Regions from separate parts of the Homo sapiens genome. Here region 2 is linked to region 1. A link is a contact called in ENCODE Hi-C or POLR2A ChIA-PET data. All regions are on one chromosome and are shown on one strand. Each heading gives the region's core, a stretch centred on a gene start or an enhancer-like site at or near the end of the contact. The rest is flanking DNA. Distances are from core to core; before and after follow the strand shown.

Evidence for each region. A loop is a pair of places that touch in the nucleus more often than their neighbours do. ChIA-PET counts read pairs that join two places held with the same protein, here RNA polymerase II (POLR2A). Pooled maps may share reads with other maps.
Region 2: a loop to region 1 is called in a map of mammary epithelial cell, with 2.9 times the contacts of the local background. The contact joins two enhancer-like sites. A Hi-C loop is called at or near these places in 2 of 168 maps with a recorded cell type or tissue (PC-9 and mammary epithelial cell) and 6 of 50 pooled maps. POLR2A ChIA-PET finds 5 or more read pairs at or near these places in 1 of 52 experiments (H1).

Annotation. Positions count from the first base shown.
Region 1 is chr4:98,465,926-98,469,524 of GRCh38, forward strand. No RefSeq gene overlaps it. Among named protein-coding and RNA genes, the nearest start is that of TSPAN5, 190 kb to the right of the region's middle. Within about 2 kb of position 1,811, at least 11 of the 41 ENCODE cell types and tissues checked have a DNase peak (open chromatin) inside an H3K27ac peak, as active enhancers do.
Region 2 is chr4:98,585,495-98,588,721 of GRCh38, forward strand. All of the region lies in intron 1 of TSPAN5 (tetraspanin 5), which reads right to left. Among named protein-coding and RNA genes, the nearest start is that of TSPAN5, 72 kb to the right of the region's middle. Within about 2 kb of position 1,442, at least 3 of the 41 ENCODE cell types and tissues checked have a DNase peak (open chromatin) inside an H3K27ac peak, as active enhancers do.

The DNA.
Region 1 (3,599 bases), core at 561-3,060:
TGAATTTAAGATAATTTACTTCAAATAAATACAGAATGCAGACTATGACTTAATCATAATAAATCATTCTCTATGTTTAAAATGTCCCACAAAATGTTGATTGTTTTCTTTTTTTGTTTTTTTGAGTTGGAGTCTCAGTCTGTCTCCCAGGCTAGAGTGCAGTGGCGTGATCTTGGCTCACTGCAAGCTCTCCCTCCTGGGTTCACACCATTCTCCTGCCTCAGCCTCCAGAGTAGCTGGGACTACAGGTGCCCGCCACCACACCCGGCTAATTTTTTGTATTTTTAGTAGAGACGGGGTTTCACTGTGTTACCAGGATGGTCTTGATCTCCTGACCTCATGATCTGCCTGCCTAGGCCTCCCAAAGTGCTGGGATTACAGGTGTGAGCCACCACACCCAGCTGATTGTTTTCTTTTTTACGTATTTTTTTTGTTTGAGTCAGGATCTTGCTCTGTTGCTCAGGCTGGAATGCAGCAGTGCAATCATGGCTCACTGCAGCCTCCATCTCCTAGGCTCAAGCAATCCTCCCACCTCAGCCTCCAACATAGCTGGAATTATAGGCTTGTGTCACCATGTCCACCAATTAGAAAAATTTTTTGTAGGGAGACGGTCTCACTATGTTGCCCAGGCTGGTCTCAAACTCCTGGGCTCAAGCCATCCTCAGGGTGAGTCTATAAAGTGAAAGCAAATTTATTAACAAAAAAAAGGAATAAAAGAATGGCTACTCCATAGACAGAGGAGTTCTCAGGGTTGCCAATTGCCCATTTTTATGGTCATTTTTTGATGATGTGCTAAACGAGGGGTGGATTAGTCATGTCTCGCCTTTCTAGACCATGTAGGGTAACTTCCTGACATTGCCATGGCATTTGTAAACTGTCATGGCGTTGGTGGGAGTGTAACAGTGAGGACGACCAGAGGTCACTCTCATCGCCATCTTGGTTTTTGTGGGCTTCTTTACTGCAACCTGTTTTATCAGCAAGGTGTCTATGACCTGTGTCTTGTGCCAACCTTCTATCTTATCCTGTGACTTAGAATGCCTAGCCATCTGGGAACATAGCCCAGTAGGTTTCAGCCTCATTTTACCCAGGTCCTATTCACAATGGAGTTGTTCTGGTTCAAACGCTTCTGACAAGACCAAAGCAAAATCCAGGTGATTCACACTGGTGGTATGTATGCATATATGTGTGTATTTCTAAGTACAGTGTGTAGAAGTAACACACTGGTGGTTTTAGAAGAAATATAAAGATGTTCTATTCCTTGTTTCTGGAGAGTTGCTCATTTTGAAGAGGAATTGAAGTGCAAACCAGGGTCCTGGGGCCTTTTGTCACAAAAACCTCTGAAGTTCCAATGGAGGGTGGTGTTCCCTGGGAGGGAGGGTGCAGAGCATTGTCCTCCCAGCCCCATTGAGGACACCTTTAGGACAGTGCCTCTGCCTGGAAGATGAGCAGCTTTAGGCAGTCACCATCGTCGTCTAGAAACCACATTTGAAAACTGGTGGGAGGACAAGGCCCAGCTCCATCCTGCCGCGATAAACTCCCAGCAGCAAGATCCCAAGCAGGATAGATGGTGATGGGAGCAAAACGTCCTGTTCTCTCATCTTTCCAAAACAAGCCTTGCCATTTTCAGGAGCGTGTAAAGGAAATAAAACACCTACCCGCCCTAAGCAGGCAACATAAGCTGTGTACCTTCAAGTTTCTCCAAAGCACAAGCGCCTCTGAACATACAGTGTTTTTATCCCTGAACTATTCCAACTCCAGTCCGGAGTGGTTTTACGCAGTCGACACTAGAGGGCAGGCCATTAAAACGTTCCCGTTCAAACGAGTTGCTCTGCAAATGCAAGAGCTGACACAGCACCTGAAGGTCCGCTCCGTATCTGAAAAGTAGCTTTCCCCCACGGAGAATGCAAGCGTGCGTTCGGTATGGGGCAAGAGCGTGGGAAGCCTGCTACTGCTTTCCTTTCGGGGCATATTTACAGTGAAAGCCCGTGAACTCGCCTGCTCTTCCCTTAGATTTACTTTACTTGGGAATTCCTAGAAGTGGAAAAATAAATCACAATGGCCAGTGCGGGTCCCCAGAGGTTTAGCCCCGGCTAATGGATAACAGGAAGGGACTAAATCAGCCTCCTCTCACCAGCGGCAAGTTTACAAGAGAACCACTCAGCATGAAAACGCCAAAGCAAGCTGTACTTAATCCCTCAAGAAGTCCTAAAAACTGTAATTTTATTAAGTTAGAGACAGGGTCTTCCTCTGCCAACCAGGATGGAGTGCAGTGGTGCGATCATACTTCACTCCTGGGCTCAAGCTGTCCTCCTGCCCCAGCCTCCAGAGTCGCTGGGAGTACAGGTGCATGACGCCAGGTCCAGCTAATTAAAAAAAATTTTTTTTTTCATTTTTTTAAGACACGGGGTCTTGCTATGTTGCCCAGGCTAATCTTGAATTCCTGTCCTCAAGCAATCATCCTGTTTTGGCCTCCCAAAGTGCTGGGATTACAGGTGTGAGCCAGCCACCTTGTCTGGCCTAAAACTGTAATTTTATAAACTCTTTGTGGCAAACCCCTCCAAACAAAAAGGCTCGGGTGAGTGTAAGGATGGCTTTGCTCCAAGTTCAGAGTTTGGCTTCTCCGCCGTGCTCCCTGCCCCCACCCACCCCCCCACCCCCATCTGACTGCCTTGTCTGTTATCATGTGTAGATTTTCTATGGATTTTATTGTGTCATCATGATAAAGCCAATGTTAATGTATTTTTCAGGCAAATGCTGCATTTTCCTCCTCAAAGACTAGGCTTCTCACTCTGGAATTGGGCAGCACCTAGAAGCAGCCCCATGGCCTCACTGGAGAGAGCTCTGGCCATGAAACCCTGCTGGCCAGCGTTTATAGAGGGCTTCCCAGTTCTTCATTGGAGGTCTAAACAGGATTTCCCTAGAGAAGGAGGGCTTCGTGGAATAAATGACAAAGGGAGTTGGGGTGGCCTGCCAGGTCACTGGGCTCCAGCTCCTCATTGTTCAGCCCACAGGCTTCCCAGGGCGCCTGTCCAAGCCAGCCGGAAACAGACGAAACTGCAAAATCACTCCATTCCTGCCCACACAAACACGGGGAAATGAATGATCACTTTGCACAAGAAACCTCCAAGAGACACTTTGAGGATCCCCTTGAGGAAAGGACAACTGGGACCTGTGGCAGGAAGAAGGCTGAAAGAAAAGTCCAGGTTTATTACTCCCTGGGAGAAGGAAGAGGAAGAACAAAGGAAATGCACTTCTTTAAGTACTTCATGATGCAAAATATTTTTAAATTCCTGAGTTCACATTTAAAAACTGTATATTTTTAAATTATAGGAGCAATGATGTTAGTGGTAACCAGCCCAACAACAGAAATAAAGAGAAATTTAATAAGCTTCCCCTAAAGTCTACCTTCTACACATTGAAGAAACTTCCTCCAAGTTTTTGAGTTTTATAGACAAAGCATCCTTTTACTTCTGAGCTGTCATTTTTTTTTCCTTTGTTGGCTTATAGTTTGCAACAAGCAAAGAGGGCCAATGTAGACAATAAGAAAACTCAAGAAGCAGGGATTGGCCATCTCCAATCATCACTGATAAATTTCCTTA
Region 2 (3,227 bases), core at 192-2,691, 120 kb after region 1:
AGATAGGTTTTCAGCATGTTGGCAAGGCTGGTCTCAAACTCCTGACCTCAAGTGATCCACCTGCCTCAGCCTCCCAAAGTGCTGAGATTAAAGGCGTGAGCCACTGCGCCCAGCCTATTATTCCACTCTCTATGTCCATGTGTATCCATTGTTTAGCTTCCACTTGTAAGTGGGAACATGTAGTATTTTACTTTCTGTTTCTGAGTTATTTCACTTAGGATAATAGCCTCCAGTTCCATCCATGATGCTGCAAGATGTGTTAAGAAGCCTGTTTTCTAGTCTAGACTGCCCCAAACCAGATGGATGCCCTTGGCAATTTATTTCACCTCTCTGGGTGCCAATCTCCTCCACTGTGAAATGAGACACTGTAGAAGATCAGTAAAGTTCCTTGTTCTCCCAGAACTTGCAGGCTACATATTCAGGTGGGAAGATGGGCTGAAATTTTGCTCTCTAGCTGCTAACTAAATCGTATTTTTAAATTCTGCTTCTCAGACTCTTGAAAAGTTGGCCTGAGAACATAAGACACCACCAAACAATCTGGAAGAACCAGTGCTATTACAACAAAGCAATGAGAGAGTCAAGATTCCTTAAATGTAGGTCTGGAATTCAATGTCAATTGATAGCTGATCCTTTTCATGCCAGTGCTGCCAAATGTACCAGGAAAGTTCTTTAAAAGCAGACTGAAGTTTTAAGAGTCCACACTATTATTTTCTTCTTAAGTCTAGGTAAAATCCCTTCCAATTAGTTTAAAAGTAGTATTTTGAAAATGTTACCAAAATAATACATGTTTCTCACTTTTTCTCCTTCCTCTCCTTTTTCTACTAACGACTGAAGACATTTTGGGACAATCTAACCTTTCCCCATTAACTGACTTGTCTGTGTGAAGAAACCAGACTGCAGATTTGCTGTTGGCCTTGTGTAATTTCTGAGCCAGGGCATGGTTTCCAAGGTAACAAGTTAAAAAAAAAGAAGGCACAAATAGGTCTAGCACATTTAATATGTAAATGAACTAGGTCACTAAGTATTTCACTAATAGGCAAGATGATAGATTAAACCCTTCTATTCTTTTTCCTCCATTTACCCTAGGAGGAATTTATTTGGGGCTTTTACAGCAGACATAATGATTTTCCTTTGGCAATGCAGTTTCCAAAATACAAAACTCCAAAGAGAGTTTGTTACAGTTAATCAAGCGAAAAGCAGCTTCTGTTGAGGAATCTAAATGGAGAAAGGAGAGGGGGTCCTGAAGCACTGAATCTAATTCTAGACACTTGTTTTTGCAGTTCTCTTACAGATAACACACAATAGCGTGCACATGCACCCTTGCCAACTCTTCACACAGTGAGAGTTAGAGTTCCCATTCTCATATTCCCACCAAGCCAGCGGCATGCACAAGAAACTCACAGTTCTGAAGCTGGAGGAGTGACTTTGGCTTCCAAAGGGAAAAGGGGAGCCAAAGTGGTCGTGCCCTGTCCTGCCCCTTGGACAAAGGCAGGGAATTGAATGCACCGGCAGTTGGGAGGCAGGGTGGGGCAAAAGCCAAGGGTGAGGGCTGAGGGAGAGCAGCTTTTCCTTGGATGGACATCCTTCGATGGCCAGCATGCAGCGCAGCCATCACACATGCCAAGGGCTGCTTCCCAGCCTGCCTTCAGGAAAAGTGGAGGGCGCCAAAGAAGGGCATTCATAACAATGCAGTAACAAAAGCAGATAGATGCTCTGGGGGACATGGGCAGAGAAGAAGCAACAGCACTGTGTGTGCCAGTGATCCAATTAGAAAGCCCAGCTTCCACACGCAGGCTGAGGCTTCCACAGCTTAAACCCCGTGGTATCCAGACACCATGATTTCTAGAGTTCTTAGTTGCAGACAAAGCCCCACTGTGTTTTCCCGGGTGACCATGCTGCCAATTTGTCTCATACCTTCCAAAGAAGCCTAATTATTAGCTTCTTCCTCGGCTGTCTGGCTTTTTCTTAGCTCCATGAAGACTGAACATATATTTCCTCCTCTAAAGAAGGTAGGCAGGGTTGGGGAAGACAAGCAAGTCTGGAACAGAAACTCCGCCCATCCATACCCCAGTGAAGCAAGGCACATCGCCATCTCCATAAACACCAAGGTGCTGGCCGGGCGCAGTGGCTCATGCCTGTAATCCCAGCACTTTAGGAGGCTGAGGCGGGCAGATCACGAGGTCAGGAGATTGAGACCATCCTGACCAATATGGTGAAACCCTGTCTCTACTAAAATACAAAAAAATTAGCTGGGCATGGTGGTGCGTGCCTGTAGTCCCAGCTTCTCAGGAGGCTGGGGCAGGGGAATCGCTTGAACTGAGGAGGCGAAGGCAGCAGTGAGCCAAGATCATGCCACTGCACTCCAGCCTGGTGACAGAACAAGACTCCGTCTCAAAAACAGCAACAACAACAACAACAACAAAACAAGGTGCTTGGATCTGGGGCCCCAAAACCTATCCAAGTTTTCAAATAACAGTTGGTCTCTTCGGCATTTCCCTGAAGGTGTTCACTACACTTCTTGCCCTGTCCTTTCACTTTGAGTTCCTAAATGAAACCCGTCGTCGGCCATCCTCCCGCCCTGCACAGTCTATTCTGCAAACTAGATATTCTGTGTCACACTTTTCAGAGTCCTTTCATTTTCCTGTTTTGTAAAAGTGGTTGTGTCTCGGAAAGTTAAAACGAATTAACTTCATCATGGCCTGCAGGATGAAAGAGATAAAATGAAAAAGGATTAGGCTTTCAAGACATCACTGAGAAGCCTTTTAAATGAGCCAAGTGTGCCGATGTCACATGAATGGGGTGGCCAGTAACAGAGACCGCAGAAGATCACAGAAATCTGTTTCCACCGTATGTTTCGCTAAGTAAAGAAAGGACAGTGCTGGGTGTTAACTTCGGTTCAAAAAAAAAAAAAGTTAACAACATCCCTTTTCTGTTCCCAAGTCTATTACTTCTAAAAAAGATATTTTAACATTATCACTATTTTTTAAAGAATGTCTTTTCTCATCTTTTGCTTTGAATATATTTAATATAATTTATTCTCTCTTCCCATAGGTCCTTCATATTATTTCCACTCATTATTGTTGAAATCTTCCAGTTTTCTCATTATTCCCAATGCTTCAAAATAAAAGAGAAATTTAGTAAGATTAAATAATGGAAAAAGGAAGCCAAAGAATATCCAGTTACGATGTTCAAAGAGATAAGCTGGCCCTGAGGCATATTTATCTGTC